2 separate regions of the Homo sapiens genome follow, and region 2 is linked to region 1. Evidence: chromatin loops called from intact Hi-C (ENCODE). Cell type or tissue: endothelial cell of umbilical vein. All regions are shown on one strand. Each heading gives the region's core, and the rest is flanking DNA. Links, peaks and the distances in the headings are about the cores only. Region 1 overlaps CCDC88C (coiled-coil domain containing 88C). Region 2 holds the start of LOC107984673 (a long non-coding RNA gene).

The links. Peaks named below come from ENCODE experiments on the same cell type or tissue, not always from the same donor. Only the 100,000 strongest peaks of a DNase experiment are listed, where the experiment ranks them.
Region 2: it touches region 1 in a loop (3-fold over the local background); 19 of 110 quality-filtered maps call a loop at or near these places.

Annotation. Positions count from the first base shown.
Region 1 is chr14:91,320,173-91,330,005 of GRCh38, forward strand. It overlaps CCDC88C (coiled-coil domain containing 88C), which reads right to left. Exons shown (of 30, transcript NM_001080414.4): 11 at 5,738-5,884; 12 at 4,607-4,751; 13 at 948-1,132. Among named protein-coding and RNA genes, the nearest start is that of GPR68, 80 kb to the left of the region's middle. In endothelial cell of umbilical vein, for the core only: a CTCF peak has its summit at 3,594 (motif pointing right); DNase peaks (open chromatin) are centred at 2,559, 3,939, 6,499 and 7,109; H3K27ac peaks cover 3,170 bases.
Region 2 is chr14:91,368,356-91,381,364 of GRCh38, forward strand. The region is part of intron 3 of CCDC88C (coiled-coil domain containing 88C); the gene reads right to left. LOC107984673 (a long non-coding RNA gene) reads left to right here and starts at 1,184. Exons shown (of 2, transcript XR_001750858.2): 1 at 1,184-2,357; 2 at 4,281-5,896. LOC105370624 (a long non-coding RNA gene) reads right to left here. Exons shown (of 2, transcript XR_944148.3): 2 at 10,286-11,530. RefSeq lists enhancers at 3,398-4,010, 5,614-5,683, 7,146-7,818, 8,735-8,994, 9,168-9,841 and a silencer at 12,762-12,891. In endothelial cell of umbilical vein, for the core only: no CTCF peak of the experiment used is centred there; DNase peaks (open chromatin) are centred at 5,356, 9,716 and 10,096; H3K27ac peaks cover 578 bases.

The sequences.
Region 1 (9,833 bases), core at 1-8,000:
GAGCCTCAGGATGGGAGCTGGTTGCCAAGGGAACCAACCATGTTATTAGAGAGATGAAACTTTCAGGCCTCCCCTACCTCCAGGGAGGAGACAGGGCCTGGAGGTTGAGCTAATCAAATGGCAAATGATGTAATCAATCATGCCTATATAATGAAACCTCCATAAAAACCCAAAAGGACTTGGTCAAAAAGTGTCCAGGTTGGTGAACATGTGGAGGTGCTGGAGGGGCACCCGCAGAGGACAGGGTAGCGTGGCACCACTCCCCGCACCCACCGCCCTGTGCATCTGTTCTGCCTGTGCGTTGTATACTTTGTAATAAACAAGGAATACTAAGCCATCTAGGCAATAGCGGAGCCCACGAAGGGGGTGGTGGGAACCTCTGATCTGCAGCCAGCCGATCAGAAGCACAGGTGACAATCCGGACTTGGATTGGCACCTGAAGTGGGAGGCAGTCTGGTGGGACTGAGCCCTTAGGCTGCAGGGTCTGTAGTGTCAGAATTGAGTTAAATTGTAGGATACCCAGCTGGTGTCCCCCAAGAACTTGAGAACTGCTTGATATGGGGAAAACCCCACACCCCTGGTATAAGCAGTGAGGTACTGGGAGCAGTGGCGTGGAAGAGAACGAGGGAGTTTTCTTTTTACAGGCAGGCACCCCATCAACCCCATTTCACAAATGAAGACAATGAGGCACAAGAAAGTCACATGTCCGGGTCATCCTCTAATGGCAGCGAAGCAGGGACAGGGCCACGCCTCCTCTGGCTCTCCCCAGTCCTCACTCCCATTCCTATTATAATCAGCGGTGACTGCGCCTGGATTCTGTCCACTGCCTGACACCTGCATGCTCTACCTGGCCCCCTCCTTGTCTGTGCTCCAGACAATCACTGGGGAGGATGGGAGGGTGCCCAAGGGTTCTGTGCTTCCCCGGTGGCCTAAGGAGGCCGAGGTACCTTCTTGCTGAGCTGGTGGTTCTCCTTCTCCAGCTCCCCGCACTTGAGGCCGCTCTCCTCCAACACCAGGGACGCGTCCCGCAGCCCCTGGATGGTGCTCTGGAGGCTCTGATTCTCCTTCTCCAGCTTCAGGATGCGGCTGGACGCACATTCGTTCAGCTCAAACACAAACGACTTCCTGGAGGCTGAAGACAAAGTCCAGTCAGAGCCCAGTGGTCTGTGGGCCTCCACTTCCACTCTCTGCCCCAAGCTCCGAGATGGTCATCAGTCCCGGAGTCCAGGGTCTAAGGGGCTGGGGAGGAGCTCCCACAGGTCAGCTGGGGACCCTTCCTCCTGCCCCTCCACTCCCAGTGCCCGAGGGCTCCTCTGCAGGCTTTGCTGGGGTCTGTCAGGGCAGCAATCCAGGGCTCAAGAAGGCGGCAGGTTACAGTCCAGGAGCCAATGCAAGGGCTGTGTCACTTCTGGGAACCATCTGGCTATCAGGCTGCTATCCTAACTGTCCAATCAAGGATTTTAGAGGCTAACAGAGATGACACACAGGTGACATTTTCCATACCCCCCAGAGCATAATGGACATCTCGGCTGCTCAGCAGGCAGGGGCACGTAACTGACCACTCCCGTTGGCCATGGGTGGTAGAAAGCTACACTGGAACATGTGTCGGGCACTTGTCAGCCTGGATGAGATGCTATGCAGAGATTTCTTTCTGTGACTTCACAATTATGTTGAAGAAAACTGTGATAGTGTATGCAAATTACTTTTAAAATTCTAAATGAGATGAAAAATAAGCTAAAAATAGTAAAAGGCAGACTATCTACTCTGCTTTTAAACAGCTCAGGTGCAAATGGAGAAGGGAAGAGTCTTGAGTCAGGAATGGGAGTTCCTGGCCCCCTCCTGCCACAAGCAGGTGCATGATTTTAGGTAAGTCATGGGGTTGTTTTGGGGAGGGGAAAAAAAAAGGTATGCAAAAGCCCTCTTAAGAAAGGAGCCCGGTTCTTCCCCCCTTCATTTACCCAACCCAGTGCCACGTCCTCATCTCTTGGGGCCTTTCCACACTGTTGCTAATACAGCGATTCCTCCCCCTACCTCTTCACCCCAGGGGCTGTGGGTACAGGGGGGTGATGGCTTTCACAGCAAACACATAAATCTGGAAATGTGTGTGGTTCAGATTCCCCGGGTGATCATAAAGACTGAACAGCATCTCGTTTCCCTCTGAGTCTTCATCCTCTACCAAGGATAACGACATGGACCACCCAACAGGCCAGAACGCCCTAAAGACCCAAACCAACAGCAGGCGAGAAGTGGAGGGGATGGTGTGTACCTGGCCCCAGCCCAGCACTGACACACACATAAACACACACACACTCCACATACAAGGACGCTTGGAGGGCTCCATCCCAAATAAGCTGTAAATGAAACTAACCTAACTTCAACACCAAGCCTCAAATAAGACTCCATTATTTCAAAACCTGTGGTCATCTGGACAGTGTCTCTGCAGAATTCATGGGGGTGAACCCATTTTTAAAATTACAGAAAAATATATTTAAAAAGTACCATTTTAGCCATTTTAAAGTGTTTGGATCTGTGGCATTAGGTACAAGCACACTTTTCTGCAACCATCACCACCATCCCTTTTCACCTTCCCAAACTGACCACAGAGATTAATTTTTAAGGTTCTGTGAGTTAAACAATGGAATCGATGTTTCATTTCCTCTTCCATTAAAGTCAGTGCCTTGAAGACTATTAAAACGACACAATGGTTTACTACTAAAACGCCAGTGTTTCTCTTTTTTTTTTTTTTTTTTTGAGACAGAATCTCACTCTCTCACCCAGGCTGGAGTGCAGTGGTGTGATCTTGGCTCGCTGCAACCTCCACCTCTCAGGTTCAAGCGATTCTCCGGCCTCAGCCTCCTGAGTAGCTGGGATTACAGGTGTGCACCACCACGCCTGACTAATTTTTGTACTTTTAGTAGAGGCGGGGTTTCTCCATGTTGGCCAGGCTGGTCTTGAACTCCTGACCTCAAGTGATCTGCCCGCCTTAATCTCCCAAAGTGCTGGGAATACAGGCATGAGCCACTTTGCCCGGCCCAGTGTTTCTTTACTAGTGCAAATCTCGTCAGCACCCCCCAGCAACCAGAGTAACTGGGTATGTCTTAGTAAGACAGACAAGAAGAGCTGCCCTCTACAGAACACACCAAGGGCCAGAGCCGGGGTTCCTGCTTCACTGTTTTCTCTCACTCATCCTCACAGTCATCTTGTGAGGCAGGTTCATTACCCCTATTTTGCAGGTAAGGAAACTAAAGTTTTAAGAGGTTAAGTACTTGCCCTAGGTCACCCAGCTAACCAGCAGAGAAGCCAAGGCTTTATGCCAGGTCTTTCTGGCTCTCGAAGCCACTGCCCCATACACTCAGGCTTTGCTTGCACGATGCCATCATTCTAGCAAACACTAGAATGATGCCAGCTCCTAGCTAGGCACTAGGAGTTGACAACACTAAGAATAAATCACGGTATTAACTTTAAAGAGCTCACACATTATAGAAAATGGTCTAAATCGGTGAGGCCTTCTCACCAGCCACCATGGTCTCTAACAAATATTTAGTTGATGAGAGACCATCCTAGCTGCTTGTACCACCTCTCTGCTCCACCAGGGGGCGCCCCCAACTTGGACTTCCAGAGGCAAGGGATTTGGGGGAACCCCCTTGTGCAGCCCTCAGGCCCCAGAACTACGCACAGATATCAAAGCACAGACAGCTAACTTCTCACACAGATTCACAGTGAAACTGGTTTTAGGTTCGGAACTGATAGGAACCCCCAAATGCAAGAAATATTCACCTGTTTCCAATAACCTTTCCAGAATGCTTAGATGTCTATCAGAATTTTTTAAAGCCACCCACTAAACAAGCCAAAAGCCCCATCACACCCTGGAAAGTCTAAGTAACTATGAACTTGCACGATCACGTGCACGGGAACGGTGAGCGTGTGCTATTTTCAAACACAGGAACTGGCTCATTGTTTGCCGGGGCTGAGGCTTCCTGCGCAGGGGGCTGAGTGCGGCCCCGCCCACGCTTCCCATGACCGACACCTCCTCTCGGGGCGCGGGGCAGTGGGCAGCAGAGCAAGCCCAGGAGGGAAGAGGGAAAGGGAGAGGCCTGGCAGAGGCGCTAAGAACCTGGGTCTCCGGGGCAGCAGCCACTCAGCACCCTCCCCACCCAGGAGAGAGAAAACAGGCTGCCTCCATCTTGCCCAATTATGCAAATGAATGGAGGAAATGACGCCCTGGGTACATTTATAGCAGGGATTCGTGGCCACTGGTGATGGCTCCTGCCATCCAGGGCTTTCAGCCATCCACAGATGGCCTCAGAGAGCCTCTGGGTGTCAGTGCACTATAATCTGGAAGCTCCCGGGAATGTCCATATGGGAATTCGGAAAACTGGCAACACTTAATTTGTGTTTTGCGTCCTGACATCAAGGCTGCCAGACCCCTCGTGTCTTCCCTGGGGAGAACTGTAATGAAACAGTTCCAAGTGGAGCTTGAAGGAAATCATGTTTGCCTGGGATGAATGGATGGGCTAACATGGCAGATTCAGAGCCCAGGACTCAGCTCCCTGGAGGCAGCGGCGGCCACGGCCAGGCTGGCTCCCCGGCACCAGGCGCTACCTACCGTCTGACAAGTCTGCGTTCTTGGACAGCTGCTCCAGCTCCCAGCCAAGGTGGGCAGATTCGTTCATGCTCTGCTTCTGTGCAATCTCAAGGACCATGTTTTCTTCCAGCAGCTCCTCAATTCGTTTCTTATCTGTGTCCCGGTCCTGGGGCAAGCAAGAAGAGGCAAGAAGTGAGGCTGCACAGCTGGAGATCCCCCTGGACAAGCCTCAGCCCCTGTATAGCTACCGTCATGTGCTGTGGATGAAGATGTACTGGCTCACTTCCAAATAAACAGAGCTGCACAGAAACATCCCAACACAGGGCCCTGCTATGAGAGGGAAAGCCACTCAAAGGTACCCTGACCTGGCTACCTAGGTTATGAAGACAGACCCGGCCGGGGTCCCTAACTGAATGCTGTCTGAACAAAGTGACATACTGCACAGGGCTTTAAAGCAAGTGTGCAGTGATGGGCAGCTCTGTGGCTCTAGCGAAGCCCTAACAGGCCTCTAAAGCTGTTAACAGGCTAACAAATCACAGCTCACCCCACACCATCAACACTGGCAAAGACCCTTCTTCCAAGACACACACACACACTCATTCCTACAGAAAAGCAATACAGAAGTCAAGTGCTCTGTTTGTGGGTGTTAAGTGGCACCCGCTCAAGCCTGCTGATTTTAGCAAGCTACTCCCCGCAGTCAACAAGTCATTCGTGGTAGCAGTGGCAGCAGCAACGGCAGTAGCAGCAACAAACCCAGTAGCTAAACTATCAGAGAAGGGCACGCCATAAACCTGAACCTGCCCCAATCGGTTTTCTTTTCTTTCTTTCTTTTTTTCTGAGACAAGGTCTTGCTCTATCACCCAGGCTGGAATGCAATGGTGTGATCACGGCTCACTGCAGCCTCAACCTCCCAGGCTCAAGCAACCCTCCTGCCTCAGTCTCTCCCAAGTAGATGGAACTACAGGCTCACACCACCATGCCCAATTATTTAGTTTTCGTAGAGATGGGGCCTCGCTAGGTTGCCAGGGTTAGAACTCCTGCGCTCAAGGGATCCTCCCACCTTAGCCTCCCAAAGTGCTGGGATTACAGGCATGAGCCACTGTGCCCGAGCCCAATCTGTTTTCAATGTAGTAACAACACAGCCTGCAGTACCAATTCCAGGTCGTGAAGCTTGGATTTCAGCTGCAGGTTCTCCTTTTCCAGCTCATGGACTTTATCGCCCCGGGCCCGAGCAGCAGTCAGCTGTTCCTCCAGCATGGCCTTGGTTTCAATTAAAATGATATTATCTTCTCTCAGCTCCTGGTTAGCAAAAACATACATGAGAACCATCAGATAAAGGCACCTGGGTCATTAGGATGGAATTCTAAAACCAAAACTCTTTCAGGCATCTGGACCCAAGCAAACAATCTAGAGGGAAGTCCGAGGCAGGAAGTTTTTCCTCTACTTTTTTTTTTATCATCTTCACCTTTTTTTTGAGACGGAATGTCACTCTGTCGCCCAGGCTGGGGTGCAGTGGCGCGATCTCAGCTCACTGCAACCTCCACCTCCTAGGTTCAGCAATTCTCCTGCCTTAGCCTCCCAAGTAGCTGCAATTACAGGCGCCTGCTATCGCGCCCGGCTAATTTTTGTATCTTTAGTAGAGACGAGGTTTCATCATGTTATCCAGGCTGGTCTCGAATTCCTGACCTCAGGTGATCCACCTGCCTCGGCCTCCTAAAGTTCTGGGATTACGGGCATGAGCCACTGTGCCCAGCCCATCTTCACCCTTTTTAATCGGGCAAGGACAATGGACTTTCTCTGCTATAAGAAAAAAAAATCCATGAATCAAGATAGGCTGGGAATAGTGCCAAGGCTTTGACATGCCTAATCTCATCTGGACGGACAAGGGGACCCTGAGCCCATTTCCTTAACAAGGAAGGAGTGGGGTTGAGAGTCAATCCTGGGTTCCAGGTCTGAGTCTAGTAGACCTCTTAATTCAACATTCATTCTACAGATGTGGGGCCTGGAAAACAGCAGCTATTCAGATAAACTTTCATTCAATACACTGCTCCTATCTGAGTATCTTACAAACACTCTTAGATAACAAAAGTTCTTGGCAGTTTCCTGGAAATGGGGGTCTTTAAGACAGTTAAGTTTCAGCACAGCAAACCACACAAATGTGAGCTCCACAAATGTATACAGCTGAGGGGTGCGCTGGATCTATTTTTGACACAGGCAGTGATGTGCACAAGGGAAGAAGTCAGTCCAGGGCGCACATCTCCACTGTTCCTTTGCTACGGGCTTTCTTGGCTTCTCTTCTCCTGGGCCCTTCCAAGCACCGCTCGGTATCTGGCGGGGAACTGAGCTTCCCCCAAATGCCTTCGCAGGTTACAAACAGCACACGCCAGGAACGTGTACGCTTCTTTCGGTGGGCAGAGCTGTCTGAGGTTTGTCCCACTCACGAATCACACTGGGAACCAGGCTGGGAGTTTCTACTTATCCACCATGTGCTCATCTTCCTATGTGGGCCAGAATCCAAGACTCCTGGTGGAGGGGAAGCCACACACTTTCCGGCCAGCGGACACAGCTTTGATCAAAGCCTGGCAGGCGGTGAGGGGCTTGGCCATTAAGTCTCTGGATTCACCTGCGTGCCCTCCTCTCGCTGCCTGTGCCCAGCAGAGACCACATCTACTATGTGGCTGGCCCTGCCCCAGGCAATCCATGTCCTGCCTTACAGTGGCCCTCAGAGGGAGGCAGGGACAGTCCCTTCCTGCAGATGAAAGACCAATTCAGAAAAAATAAGAAATGAGCTCAAAGCCACGAACCTAGTGAGGTACAAAGCTGGGGCCTGACAGGCCGCAGACCCGGTGCTCTCCTCACTGCCCTCGGCTCCCTGAAGCCCACCCTCGAGGGGCTTGTGTGGGTGAGAGGCCCCTGTTGTACTAATAACACAAGCCAGAGCACAATGACGGGCTTCAAAGCAGAAAGAAGGCCCAGCCTTTTCTCTCTGGCTACTGCCCCCACTCTTTTGACCAGCGTTCCAGCAGGGTCCACCGCCAGCACTCCCCAGCATCACTACCCTCAGGCCCTGAGCAACCACCGCACAGGCTGCCTGCTGCTTCACCCTCACAAGCAACTCCTATTCAGCCTTCAAGACCCAGCTGGAGTTGTCCCCTAGGAGAAGTGCTTGAGAATTCACTGTGTCCCACCCAAGTCAGGCTTCTGGGCTCCTAGTGTTCTGGGTCTGCTCTGAGGCCACAGCAGGCCGGCCTGTTCCTCCCCCAGACCAGGAACCTCAGGCAGGACTGTTGTGCTTTTGCTCTTGTGAGCCTCGCGTAAGTGTTCAATAACACTACTTGGCCAAATCATGCCACAAGGAGGGAGGAATCAAAGGCGGCATGTGAGGTGGACCTTAAAGAACTCAGAGACTTCCCGGAATGAATGGAGATGGCCAGGAGTGGGAGATGGCATGGAACAGAAGATTTCTAACTGCTACTCAAACATGCTGTGGTTTTCTGGCCATTTCAACCTCCACTATACATAAGGTAACAGAAACATCTCGAGTGCCCTGCACACTGCACCACCACCTCTGAAATGAGAAGCCAGATCCAGAAGCTGTGTCCAAGCTCCCGAAGCAAGCCCAGGGCTCCCCCGGGCACCTGGCGAGGAGGAGTGGGAAGCCGGATTCCACACCTCTGGGTAGCTGTCCAAGGCCAGAACGCCCCACCGTGGCCCTGACCACAAGTGACCTAGGAGGCTATTTAAAGGCCCGACCCAGCCCAGCAAACAGCTGAGGGGACCACACTCATGAAGTCACAGCCCAGGACTGAGGGCTAGTTCAGGAGGCTCAAGAGCTCACTTCTAATCTGCCACTGCGACTTGGGGCAGTGATTAGGCACGGGAGCTAACGGGCCCCGATTCCCAGGGCTGCTACATACACTCTCAACCCGGATTCCTCCTTTACACGATGGGCCTAAAGACAGGGTGACGCGGAGCTCGGATGATGCGTGTGAAATACTCCATGCGCAGCGCCTGAGACCTACAAACTCGCCAGCCGCCATCACCACCAACTCACACCGACAGAGCACCCCCAGCACTCCCCACGGAGCACCTATCATGTTAACAGAAAAAACTGGCTTCTAGGGTGCCTCCTGACCCCTGAGGAGCACACAGCACCAGAGGGGGTGCGGAATCAAACAAACAGGCAGTCTTCCGCCAGGGAGCTCTGTAGCAACCACGATGCCGTATGGTTCCCTAAGGGGGCCATAGCAGCAGGAGGCTGGCCCAGGGCATCCTCAGTGGGGAGGGTCTGGGTCAGCTGACTCAGGGCAGGCAGACATCCTACCCACCCAGGAAACATCACCCCCGCTCTGAACCCTACCTGCTCATCCAGCTTCATGGACATCCCTTGAACTTCACCGAAGACCTGCCTGTTTTTAAACTTCACCCACTTTGAGAAGCATGGGGGACTTAAACCTTAAACCAAACGGCAGGTCTGTCCTATTCAACGTCTTAGTGTGCTGAACCTCATCACAACTCCTCAGCAGTTATTAAGGAACAAGGGAGACACAAAGTTCCAGGTGGGAACAGAAGACTTCCCTGTGTTCAGGGTGTCCTTAGTAAGTGCCCTGAATCTTGACATTCCCTGATTAAGTATGATGTGACATGTCAGCCCTAACGTGAGCTGCTGGAGGCTGGGGCCCTTCCTCAGGCCTCCACGGCCTCTGAGACAGTGGCAGCCCCTCACCTCTCCTAGGAGTACCCCTCTTGCAGCACTTCCCACACCCCCTTTATTTCTTCCTTCCTGTGAAGGCTGAAGCTCACGTTCATTCACAGGCAAGCATCAAGTCATTCACAGGCAAGCATCAAGGTCTGGAGGCAGACAGTCATTCCCATCCCAGGTCCCCCTGCTTAGCAACTGCCATGCTGGGCAAGTTATTAATTAATCAATTGTCAGTTTCCTCATCTGAAAAGAGGGGAGGAACTGCCAGTGGCTGCTAAACCTGCAGGGCCACCATGAGGCTTCAGTGCATGGATGCAGTTAGGGCCTGACATCATTCCCAGCAGGTGGGGAAAGCTCCACAGATACACAAGGTCGTTACCACTCACTGAAAGACCCGACTGTGCACCTCATTTGGGCCAGACCCTGAGAATGTGAAGGCCCAGTCAGGCAATGTTTTCAGCTCTGCAGGTTTTAAGTCTCTGTCACAACTACTCAACTCCACAGAGGGAGCACAAAAAGAGACAACAAATGGGTGTTAGCTGTGTT
Region 2 (13,009 bases), core at 5,010-13,009, 53 kb after region 1:
GTTTTAGAATTTTCCATTAGAACTTGTGTAAGTAGAAGATTGAATATAGATTTTTAAAAACATTCCAAAGTGAACTGGTAATGCTGGCTTGAATATACCATGCTTTCCAACTGTAAAATCCCAAATGCAATAGTTTTATGAGCAAACTAAGCAAAAGTAAATTAATTTTAAATTCCTAAACTACAGAAGTGACTTCAGACAGGAAAGGCCCCACACGTATTCCAGTGTTCCCAATGTCTAGTCCAGTGCTCTAGGAGGGGTGTCGAAACCCTGCATCGATTTAACACTTCCAGAAACGGCACGGTGCTGGCTGTGCTTCAGGCAGGTGGGATGCTTTTTGAGGGCCCCCAAGAGAACCCTGTAGTCAGGAGGGATATTCCACAGATCTCCTTTGCAGGTGTTGGAACGTCTACGCTCATGCCACTGATTAACTCTCCACAGGACACATCTCACAACCTCTTCCTGGATTTGGCCAGAAGCAGCCCCTGAATGCACCTCAACAACTTGATGGCCAAAACAAAAACCACCTGACGACCTGGCACTGGCAACCAGCCAACCTCAGGCCCCGTTACCAGAAACACCAGACAGTGAAGAGGTTCCATCTCCTTTCTCCTCCTTCCTCCCTGACATTCATGCGAGGTGGCCAGGACAAGAATTATGAGCATTTCCAGTGGGAGGGAACAGCCGCAGCACAATGTCGCTGATCGTTTGCCAGCAGGGCCTGGAGCAAGACCGGGGTTGGAACCTCAGGCCTGGAGAGCTTCCCTCATAGACACCATCTTCATCACCTCATGCCCAAAGCCAGAGCACTTTCTACAGCACAGGCCCGCCCCAAACCTTCAATAACGACTCACGACACAGCCTGTGGCCCAACCCCAGCCAATCACACCCGCCAGGCTGGAGTGCAATGGCGTGATCTCGGCTCACTGCAACCTCCACATCCTGGGTTCAAGCAATTCTCCCGCCTCAGCTTCCGAAGTAGCTGGGATTACAGGCGCCTGCCGTCATGTCCGGCTAATTTTCGTATTTTTGTAAAGATGGGGTTTCATCATGTTGGCCAGGCTGGTCTTGAACTCCTGACCTCAGGTGATCCACCCACCTCGGCCTCCCAAAGTGCTGGGATCACAGGTGTGACCCACCATGCCCGGCCAATTTTCTTATTTTTTATTCATTATTATTTTTCTTTTTTTTACCTCTGGAACATAGCACATTTTCTAACATAGCCACTGAGAGGAAAACCCAAGCAGTGGTTTGTCCTTGCTGCCTGCACAAAGCCCAGGCCCACATGCTTGTAACTCCATCTGCACAAGAGGCTCTCCTCTCCACCCAGTCCCTCTTCGGGGCGGGGAGTCCTGGCAAAACGAGTGGCAATGAAGTGCTTTTATGTTACGAGGCTGTCATGTAAAGCTGCTGATAGATTCAATCCATCTGTTCCACCTCATTTCGATTAATCCTGGGATCCCTAGGGCCTGAAACCAACTGCAATCTGCACAAGCCCAGGAGCGCCGGCTCCCCTAACAAGGCCACCCGTGTCTCCGTACCCAGGGACCAACTCGGCCCGGCCGAGGCTACCACGTCATCAGAAAACCCCCTCCCACGGAACACTTCCTAACTGCCTGTCCTTGTGGCTGCATTCACAGAAACAAACATAAGTCGGTTCTTTGTTCACAGAAAGGAAAACAAATATTTCCTTTGAGCTGACCCAGGAGGAGGAGAACCGCTGGGAAGGAGCACCTGGAAACTCAAACACCGCAGCATGAGGGCAGAGCCGCTAACTCCTGCCTCTGCCTGTAACCTACTGTGTGGCCTCAGGCAAGTCACAGTCCCTCTCTGAGCCACACCCTCATCTGTACCAGGATCAGGACTCCACAGTCTCTAAAGGACTTCAGTCTCCTTCAGAAGGGGGAAGGGAGGGGCTGGAAAAAGAGACGCTGCTGGCAAGAGAGGCACAGCACATCTTTATGGCGTTAACTCGGCTGCCAGCTCTCACCAGCAGGCAAGTGCCCACGCGTCCAGAAGAACTCAGGGAACCCGGCAGGGAGGGAACCAGAGGATGTTTCAAGTAACCCCAGGAGCTCCTGCCACCTTCCCTTTAGGGCTGGGTGATGCCCTGGATTGCTCTGTGGGCAGACCTGTCTTATCTGATGCCAGGAAGGGCCTGTTCTGAGCCCCTGAGCCAAAGAAGGGGGCGGGGGGCAGCCCCAGAAACACGGGCAGGACACGGCATTCGACTCCTTGGAAGAGAACCTCTGCCCATAAACAGTAGTTCAGGAACCATTTTACAAGAGGAATGCAAGCCGGGTCTCTGCATCGGGCTTTAGGAACGACCTGCTGCAGTGATGCCTCGGCAACCACAGGTGCGGATGGTGGGGGAGGGGAAGGCGGGTCAGTAGGTGGACACATCCGTGCATACAGACCCCAACAGCAGAGGGATGCTGAGAATCTGCATTTTAAAACCAAAAGAGCCATCAAGATTATCCATAGAGTCAGGAAACTGAGGTCCGGAGCAAAAAATGACAGAGGCGTAGCCCCACATTCAGGTCTGGAAACCCAGGTCTCCTTGCACTCCGCCCTAGGGCTCCTTATGCCATACCAAGAAGCTTGTATCCACTCAGCGGTGTCTGCTGAGTGCATGCCATGCCCTGAGGTGTGTGTTTGGGGTGAGGCAGAAGGACTTCAAGGATTAGGCTAAGGATGGAGAGAGCAGGACCCTTTCCCCACAGGACAGCACCTGCAGCAGTTCTGGGCTGCCCTTTCCTCTGTCCCTAAGTCCACCCCTCCTGGCTAAAACGACAGCATCGGTGCTCCAGTGCTTGGAGTTGATATAAGGGCCCTGATTTTATGGCCGTGAGGGATCGTATGACTGTGACTTCATGGTGGTAGAGTACTTTTTTTTTTTAAGCTTCTTGGCAAAGTCAGTATTTTTGCTGATGGATGGAAAAGTCAGTAGTTCTGCTGATGGATAAGCAAGAAAGGGGCAGAGAAAGTGTGGCCAGAGGAAACTACGGTATGCATGCAGGGTGGGCTGGGACAGGCATGACCCCCCCAGCCAGAATGAGTGTAGTGGTCCCATGGGAGGAGCCATGTGCTGTCCAGGCCCAGCCAACCTCACCCGCCGGTGGCAGGAGTACAGAGGCCGGCGGTGGCAGGAGTACAGCACAGACCAAGACCACAGTCTTGGTCCCGAGGAGCCTGTGGAGTCACAGACTGGGACCAAGACTGCCTCCCACACCCTCCAGTCAGGGGTGGCTCTAGCTGATTTCCTGGGCAGGCACCTATCTGTCCTGGGCACACCCTCCCTAGCTCAGCAGAAGCAAGGCCTTCCTCGTCCCAGCAAGTAGCTGGGCTGGGGGAACGTGGCGCCTGCCCACACAGTGTCCCATGTCCCACTCCACCGCTCACCCACCCAGGCCCACAGGCACCTATGCCAGGGCAGGGCTGGGGCCACGCCACACCCTGGCAGCCCTCACCCGGTGGCCTGACAATGCCGCTTCACTCCCAGGCACAAGTCGGAGCAGGATGGTGGAGGGCACCTAGGAGCCTCCAGCGGTAGATGGCAGCCCAGACCACCCCAGCCTGCTGGGACCTGTGAGGGTGGGAAAGGCAGGCAGTGGGGGCAGCCAGCCCCCAACCTCACGCCCCAACCTGAGCCCAGGCCTCAGGGTACGAGCACCACAGCACAAGGGGTACCAGCACTCCCGAGTGACCAGGCCTCCTTGTCCAGTGTCCCAGGGCAGGCATCTGGAGGGCAGGGAGAGCTCCTTGAGGAAGGGCAGCCATTCCCTCTCTCATTTATGCCACACTTCCCGGGCACCTGCTGGGTGTCTGATGGCATGCCAGTTGGGAGGTGGAGGGTATGAAGCCAAGACTGCTACCCTCAAAGCCAGGAAACAAAGACAAGGAGGACAAAGCCTGTGGGATGGGGGACAGTGAGGGGCCCAGGGTGTTTGCTATAGGGCCAGGCCCTGTCCTGGGGAGCTCACAGCCTGATCCCACCAGCAAATCCCACCAGCAAGTCTGGCACCCTAACAGAGGGATGGCAGGCACCTGAGCTGGGGGCACTGGGAGCAGAGGAGAGCGGGGAATCCAGAAAAGCTCCAAGAAGGAGGTGGCCGGAAGCTGAAATGGGAAAGAACAAGGAGCAGGTGACATCCAGGTAGATGGCAGTGGTGCGGGGGGGGGCGGGCGGGGGGGGGAGGCGTGTGTTAGTGCAGGGAGGGCTAGGAATAAAGGAAAAGGAAGACACAGAAGGTGCCCCCATCTTGTGTCTCTGGCTACAGTCCCACGATGAAGGACAACTGAGAACCAGATGTGCACAGAACCACCGTTCAGGGAGTCTGGACCCAGCCCTGTCTGCACGTTATCTAAACGGTGACAGCAGCAGCTTTGGAGTCCCCTCTGCCGGCTCCACCACCACGTTGCTGCTGGGCCTCGGCATCAAGCCCTGCCAGGTGGCCAGAAAGGCAGGTGGCCGGGCAGGCAGGCATCACTTAACCTAGCGACAATCAAGCCTGTGCCTGGCATGAAGTCAGGCCCCCGGAGGTGCTGGCTGAACCTGAGGCCTTTCCTAGCCGTCAGGTTTTGCTGGGCACTGTGCTCTCAACATGCTCCGGGGCGACACACCATCCTCCCTCCTGCTTCAACACAGGGCAGCTCTGCAGGGGGCAAACACAGGAAGCCACAGTCACCACAGTGAGCCCATAAAGGAAGACAGTCCCAGCTACCTGTGTGTGCGAGGAGTGGGGTCCATTCTAGAGATCCCCAGGAATGCACAAACCGTCCCCAGCCCCTGGGCTCAGGACCAAGGAGGAAGAACTGAGCTGGGACATCTGCTGGGGCCACCTTCTCTCTTCTCCCTCTGGCCTCAGGAGGGCCAAGAAAAACACACACGATACCAGTGCCCTATGGTGGTCTGGACTCAAGAGAGCTGGCTTGGACGCTATGCTGAGAACACTAGGGGCAGGTCTGGCCCTGGGAGCAAGTGTGCCACGGTTCATCAGTGACATCTGCCTGGGGCCAAGCAGAACTTGTGCTGGTCAAATAGCAAAGGATGAAGAGAAGGAAAAATTCTACACACATGGGAACCATGAGTCTCCAGCATGGATAAATAAGACTGTAATTACCCCTCCTTAGCCCCCACTCGCTCCTCCAAAAAAGCTTTCTGGAGGAAACAGACAGCAGAGCAGACATTTCATGCAAACTGGTCTCTTTTCATTACAGGAGTTTGCAGCAAAAGATCAGACTTCATCTAGAGAGCAAGAAACTCTCTATTCTATCACCAAGAATGTATTCTATAGCAGGAAACTGGGGGAGGGCATATCGGGACACAGTTGAAAAGCCGGGGAGGAGGAAGGTTCAGAAGTGACAAGTTTCTAATGACTAATATCTCGGCAGGAAGTGAAAATCTCAAAAGATGTTATCAACTTTGCAGCAGCTGTCCAAGTTGGGGGGTGGGCAGGGGTTGGAGGTGACCTGGCAGCCCAGCCGGTCCCCTGCCCACCCGCACCTGACAAAATCCTCTCTGTCCAGCCACACTTGCCTCCAATGCCTTCCTCAAACCCCTCCGCCGGCAATGATCACTTCCTCAGCAATCAGTGCCCCCAGGCCCCTCTCTCGTGTCCCTGCCTGAGTCCCACACAGGGAACTGAGATCCTCAGGGTCCCCAGGGCAGATGCTGGAACATGCTCACCTCTGAATCCCCCCAGGGCTCTGCACAGTGTGGCCCACAGCAGATGCCTGCCAGCTGCTGGCTAAATGGAACTGGCTGCGGGGAGGAAGGCTCTGGTGAGAACAGAGGCTTTTTGGGACCTCCAACTAAACGCACCCTCCCCCATCTACAGTGTAAAGAACACTTTATTTCGAACAGCAATAAATCAGCATGCTGCATAAACCAGGAGCTTGGCTAGACACACTGTGTCTATTACCTCTCATCCTAACTCTTGCAGGCAGTAGCAGGGTTAAGTCCACCAGGTATCTGCTAATGCAAGGTCCATTTGATCAATAGGTATTTTTCATTGCTTGGAATATTGGAGTAAATGAGAGGGCTAAAGAGGTAAATATATGTCACATGTGTGTGTTAAGAAGCAAAATAAAGGAACATAGGAGGAAGTGACAGAAAACATAGCTCTTACAGACAGGTGGTCAAAGAGGGCCCTCGATGAATCGTCAGCTGAACAAAATGCGAGTGTAGGGAGGGTGTGAGCCAGGTGGACGGGTGGAACTGGAGAATCCCAGGCAGAGGGAACAGCCAGGGGCAAGGGGTTACAGCCAGAACAGGCCGTGCAGTCCTGCTGAGCACAGAGCCTGGGGTGGCCCAACCGACCTTTGAGGCCATTCCAACAGTCTGGCAGCATCTGCAGTGGTCTCTGCAGTCAGGCTCATTCCGAAGCCTCAGGAGGCACAAGGAAGTCTCACACAAGTAACTCACTGTGATCCCAGGGGTAGTTTAAGCTTGGGTTCCAGGCACAGATGACTGGTAGTGGTTACCTAGAGTTCTGTGTTGAGAAGGATTCTGAGGCCAGATCTGGGCTCAGAGACAAAGAGGGCCAAGATCGGTCAATGGTGCCTGTCAGAGCCAGGAATGAAGATGTGGTGACACTCCCTTACGGAGCCCAATGGGACAGGCACTGTAACACGTATGTGGTATACAACATGCCGAGGGGATGTGGGCAAAACACCAGGAACTCTCTTCACTAGTTACGAAGCTACAGACTGAGTTTCCTCTGCTAAACCAGCCTTACTCTTCGAGTCTCCTTCTTGGGCTGTGGGCTCCTGAGGGTGGTGATCTGGGCGGTCTCGCTCCCCAGGGCTCTCCCAGGGCCTGGCACACAGCAGGGCTCAGCCATCATTTGCCAAATGAGCTAATGAAGGGCCACAGGCCCCAGGGTTAGCATGCGCGCGTGTCTGTGTGTGTGTGTGCGCGCGCGCATGTGGGAGAGAGAGAGACAGGCTGTGTGAACAGCCTGAATCTAAAGGACTGGGACAGAAACAATGCCCTTCAATTAGACCAACTGGACCCCTGCTGTGTGAGGCTCCGACCTGAGGACTCCAAAAAAAATCAAATCAGATGAAGCTTATTCTTCCTTTTTTCCTTTAAGTAGGGAAGCTTTTCTTCAGATGTGGGTGAGGTGGGGAAGAGGGGGGTGGGCAGCGGAATCAAAGAGCGTTTTCGGGGAAGGAGGGAAGGGCAGGCGCACAGACCCGCCCCGGCACCTGCTCACGAGGCAGACCAGCTGCTCTGGCTTCCCCGCAGGGCCGGCCGAGAGCCCACACTTCAGGCAAATAAAAGCACCCTCACCAGCTGTTCCCATGGCCAAGCCAAGCAGGATGGCAGTCTGTGCCAGCCCTGCCTCGGCAGCAAGTGGACTCTTCCAGCCCAAGCCACGAGATGAGGGGAGACTCAACCCTGTCCGTGCCCGGAGCACCTTCCCTGTGCGAGGCTCCTCAGGGCGAGTGGGGGGCAAATGTCTCCTTCTGATCTGACCCTTTCCAGCAGGCATGCATCTTCTTGCGTTCAATGGGGCAGGTGCCGTAACTGTGCCCATTTTACAGAGGAATAAACTGAGATACAGACAGTAAGGATGTGCCCTGGGGTCACATGACTACAAGTGGCGAGGCTGGGGCTGGAAACGTAGACCTTCCAGCCCCGCGAGTTCACAGGAGAAGAGGCTTGAACCCAGTCAGCCAACAGCCAGCAGCCCAAATGTATCTGCGGAGGAGACCTGAGGAGCTGGCAGGCGCAGAGGACCCTTTAGGCTGTGGCAGCCAGGAAAGGCCACACTTGTCACTCCCGCTGCTGCCCCCCAGGACAGGGTGACGATCATAGGTCAGGCTTCTCTCCTGTGAGCTCAGAGCCTCCTGAAACACCCAGGTGCTCGTCGCCGGGCATATGCATGTCTGGCTGGTGGTGGGGGCGCTGTCTGCTCCTGCTCCCTGACCTTGGTCGCCATCTTCTGCGCTTTGCACACTCATGACTGCCTCGATTTTATATCCACTCATGTGTTCATTCACTCACCCAACAAGCGTTTAGTGAGCCCCCGTCCCCTCAAGGCATGTGCTAGGAGCCAGGGCGTTATAGTGAATGGAAACAGATAGGACCCCTGCCCCCCAGGAACCACAGTCAAGGTAGTGAGGGACTTTTATCCACCGCCGTCTCTGGAGAGCCCACAGGTGGGAACACAGCCCTGGTGGGGCACAGGGAGGCTCTAAACAAACATTTCCTGCATGAACGCAGAGGTGAGAAGGAATGCCGGGAAGCCTGCAGCTGGGCATCCTGAGAGCCACCTGGCAGCAGAGGCAGAGAGCAGAGATGCGGAAGAGTGGCTGGTGCTGTCTGTGGGGAGGCCCAGGGGTCCCCTGGATGGTGCCCTCCCATGGGGGCCACGCACCCCCAGGTAAGCCCAGTGTCGGTTCAGCCCCCAGCTGGCTGCCCACGACACCCAGGCCTGCCGAGGTAGGAAAGGATGTCTGTCTCTCAGTCACACTGCCGAGCCCCTGAGGTTAATATCCCAAAGTGACTGCCACAGCCCCGGCCACCCAGACCTGGGAAAGTGGGGCTGGCCCCAGGACATCGTGAAGAACTGCTCCGGGTGGGCAGACCAGCCACTCCACACCCACCCGAGCAAAGCTGCCTGCCCGCCCCCCCTCCCTAACCAACTGCCACAAAGTGGCTCTCACCCTGTGTCCACTGAGACACTGGTCTTGAAGAAAGGAGAAAAAACAAAGAGAAACAGAAACCATGAAAAAGCACCCCCACCTGAACAAACAAGCTCATCCCACCTCAGACTGCCTGCCCTGAGCTTTTCTCAGGAGGAGGGGGTGGCAGTGGCCACTGAGGGCTGGCAGCATCAGTTGCCAGGGACAGGGCATGGGTGCCACGCGAGCCCTTCCACCCATTCCTGTGTGGCAGGCTGAGACATGAGCTTACTCTTCCACCGCGGAGCTCCCAGCCTGAGGCCTGCTGTGAAGATGACAGTTCACGCGCATGAGAGCCGGAGCGATGGTGCTGAACTGCTGACGATCTATGCCACTTAGCTCTGAGGTCGGCAGGCGCGGTTATTCACTCCCTGAACCAGCGAGCAAGTGGAGTTCAGGGGGTTAAGGGATGCACCCCGGCCACCCGAGCATGGGACGCATCATGGGACTCGTCGTCAGTTCTTGAGAGTCCAGATCTCTTGCTAAATGCAGATGGCCCCCCCCCGGTGCCACTTCAAGGTTCTGACTTTTTTAACCCACAGGATTCACAGTATAATCATTATGTACCCAGAAGTGCTAAGAACCATGGTGGGGAGGGTTACAAGATGCACCCCTGAGAATTATGTTCATCTGTGAGTAACAAAGACCTTAAAAATTGTGACTTACACAAGATTGAAGTTTCTCAGGAGACAGGCAGCCCAAAGCTGCTATACGAGCCCCCCAGTGCTGGGTGTCAGGGACCAGTCTCTGTCTGGTTGCCCCTCTGTGGGGACTGGACCTCCAGCCATTACGCTGCAGTGCGTGCAGCAGGAAGGAGGAAGGGGGAAGGGAGGCGCGCTGCCTCCTCCTTCTAGGAAGGCTTCCCAGGAGCACACGACGCTGCTCCATACATGCCATGCAGCCACATGGCACTGCCTAGCTGAGGGGAGACTGGGGGTTCTTTAAGTAAGGAAGAAGAGGAGAGTGGTACAGAATTGGGCAGAAATCTGCCACATTAGAGGAGATAAAACATGACCTCTGGCCCTGTGGAGATTACCAGCTCATTAAAAGACACACGCACATGTGGAAATGATTAGTGGGTGAGGCCATCTATAACAAGGCAATAATTGTGTGACACAGATAGGAAACAGTAGTTGAGGAAGTGCAAAGCCGCAAGCTGGCAGAGGTCACTACAGCCAGCAGGCATCCTGAAGTGGGGAGGCCTGAGCTGGAGGGACAGGGGGTGACAAGAGAAGCAGGGGAAAGAGTAACTGGAAAAGCAGACTCCACCCCCTCCCCCAGTGAACGCCAGGCCATCACAGCCTCAGCTAAACCAGCTTGGGGCCCGGGGAGCGCTGGGCCTGACATGCAGGGAACTGGGTTAATTGTTCATGGCAGTCCTTGGCTCGGGACACTCATCTTTGGTTTGCACATGGCCCACTTCCACTTAGTCACTTTTCACAATGTAATAACCACCTGCACACCCACCAGCTGAAACAAAGGCTAGGGCCTTGACAATAACCTACAGCCAACCAGATGGCGCCCCCAGCACACTGCCACCTCCTGCCACCCAAGACACCAAAAACGGAATGAGAAGTACACATTCCCATGCTCTTTTTTATGTAGTTTTATTGCACCTGTAAATTTTCCTAGAGAGTACAGTCATTGTAGTTGCTTTTAACTTTATTTTTAAAAGGCATAGTGCTGTAAGTCATCATTGGGAACATGCTATTTTTACTAATATTTATGATATTGCCAGAATCCACCTACATCACTGAAGTTATGCTGCAGTTAATGTGTTTGGACAGCTGTATAATATTCCATTGTGTGATCGTGTCTTCGTGTATTCATCCCTTCTCCCACTGATGGGCATCTGGGTGGCTTCCAGGTTTCTGTTATTGTGTGCAGAAGGGCTGTAAAGTCCCAGGCATCCATGTGCAGAAGTTACTCCGGGATACCCTTAGGAGAGAAATCAGCTGGGCCACAGTACGGTGTGTGGATGTGGAACTTTAGGCTTTACTGCCGGAGAGTTTTTCCAAAGTCAGCACAGCAATTTGCATTCCCACCAGCAGCTGAGGAAAAGCAGAACAGCAAAAACTTGCGACACACTGGAGGCCCACGAGAGTTCTGATCCCTTCTCTGACCCCTCATGTTACTGGTCCCTTGACAGGGAGCAAACAGACGCACTATGACCCAGCATCACAAACTAATGTGTGGAAAGGCTGGGTCTTATCCCCGAGCCAACCTGACTCAAACCCCAAGCTCCTGGCACCAACGCCTCCCATGCCTCAGGGCAAGAAGCCACAGGGGGAGGCAGCTCTGAGAGGCAGAGGATGAGGTTGCAGTCAGAGGATCACATCAAGATGGACACCTCCAGAGGGTCAAGTTCACGGTCAAGGGCTGAAATGCAGACACTCCCAGACCTGTGTGTACAGGATGTGGCCTTGGCCACCCGGGGCAGCTAGGAACTGGGCCCACACATGTGCTGTTGCAAGGTCTTCTACTCCGGTGTTTCTCACTCCATGTTTACTGCCTGATTCAGGTGCCTCCAGGGGATCACACGAGCAGAAGTGGGACGCTGACGGTGCCTCCTGGGGTAGGAACTCCGGCCTCAAGCTCACCTTCTTCCACTCCGCCCCAGCACCCATTCTCCTTGCTGGCTGTCAGTGCCACTCCCAGAAGAGCCCACAGTGATGGCCTTCCATGGCCAGGCCTGGCAGCCACACCCCGTGCCCGGGCCTCCTGCGGGGGTGTCTTGTTCACTGTCCACTTCCACTGGGTTTGTTTGAAGCCAATGCGAAAACTCAAACGCTGTGTCTGCCCGCAAGAAGTTTAGTTACCGGAAAAAGGGTCTATCCTGAAAACAGGATGAGAAGATTTTACTAAAGGAAAAGGCGTTTGGGGGCTGAATACAGGCTCACTACGGGGATATCGAAAGGGGTAAAACTGTTGGGAACTGCGCGAGCCCACCGTGAGAACCAACTCCACGCTGAAGGTCCTTTCTCCTTACAGGGGTGTCTCCCTTGCCAGCTTCCGGAGCAGGGTCCTGAGACAGTCAGGGTCCCTCCCCCACCTCATTCATTTCCTCATATTTGTTTTCCCACATATATGTTCAATCAATATTTGTCTAGTAAAAACAAAACTCACATTACTATTTATGCAAGAGTACAAATAACCTTTGTAAAACTGTTAATAATAGGATTCGGCTATCTTGGGGCGGCTGGACATACTGCAGCTTTTCAGAAAACCTTACATAAAGCACACCAGTGTTCAGCTAGGAGGCGGCAGCAGCAAAGTCCCAAGAACACAGTGCTGGTGTAGGAGTCAGGCCCGCATCTCTCAATAGGTAAATCAGTTTTTAGAAGAGCGCCAAAAATTACATGCAAGCCAAAAAGTTGTCATTAGAATTCTATACACTTTAAAAACATTTTTATTGTGAAAAGTCTCAAATGCAAATAAAAGCAGACAGTACAATAAGCCCCTGTATACCCTCCAATTCAACAACAAGCAAGATTGGCTCCATCTTTTTTCCCTTTGCTGTAAAGGGAAAGAATTTTAAAGCAAACTCCAGCATCATGTCATTCCACTTCTCCATCAGAATGTGCCTCTAAAGAATATTGGCGTTTTCTTACATAACCACAATTACATGCTCTGAAGTTGTTTTTTTTTCCCCTATGTGCCTCTTAAAATGAAGGCCTCTGTATGTGTTTGGAGGCCAGCCCAGAAGTAGGAGACAGAGGGAAGGGGCGGGGGAGACCATGGAGAGAGAACTGTGTTGGTGGAAGCTGCAGTCCCCAGGGAGCGTTTGTGATTTGCACGCCCCGTATCCTCCCTGTAGTCCTCCCTTCTGTGACTATAACCACTAACCACCAGCCAAGGAGAATGGGAACTTGGAAGGCTGACAACGTGGCCCACCAATCCGGTAAGGGTGTAATAGCATTGCTGGTGGAAAAATTTAAGTAACTCTTCTAAGTGCCAAACTGATGCCCCTTCCTGCAAGAAAAATGGACCACAAACAGGGCTGTGAAGCAGTGTGTGCCCTGGTCCACCCTCTGTTTAACCCACTGAAAGCCACTGGTCCCATTACAGGAAAGGTTACCTCCATCACTCAGGGGCTCCCAGAGAAGCACCTGTGGGTGGGCAGAACTGAAAGGTGTGGGGCTTTCCCGGTACGGTCTGAGTCTCCTGTCCCCCAGCTTGTCCTCTGAAGGAGACTGTGACCCACCAGACCCCTCACACATGCCCGTGAGGGGGTCAAACTCCAAATCTCAAACAACCTGTGCACAGGGTACTGGGGACACAGATGTGACCAACCAGCCCGCAAACTTGGGGAGGA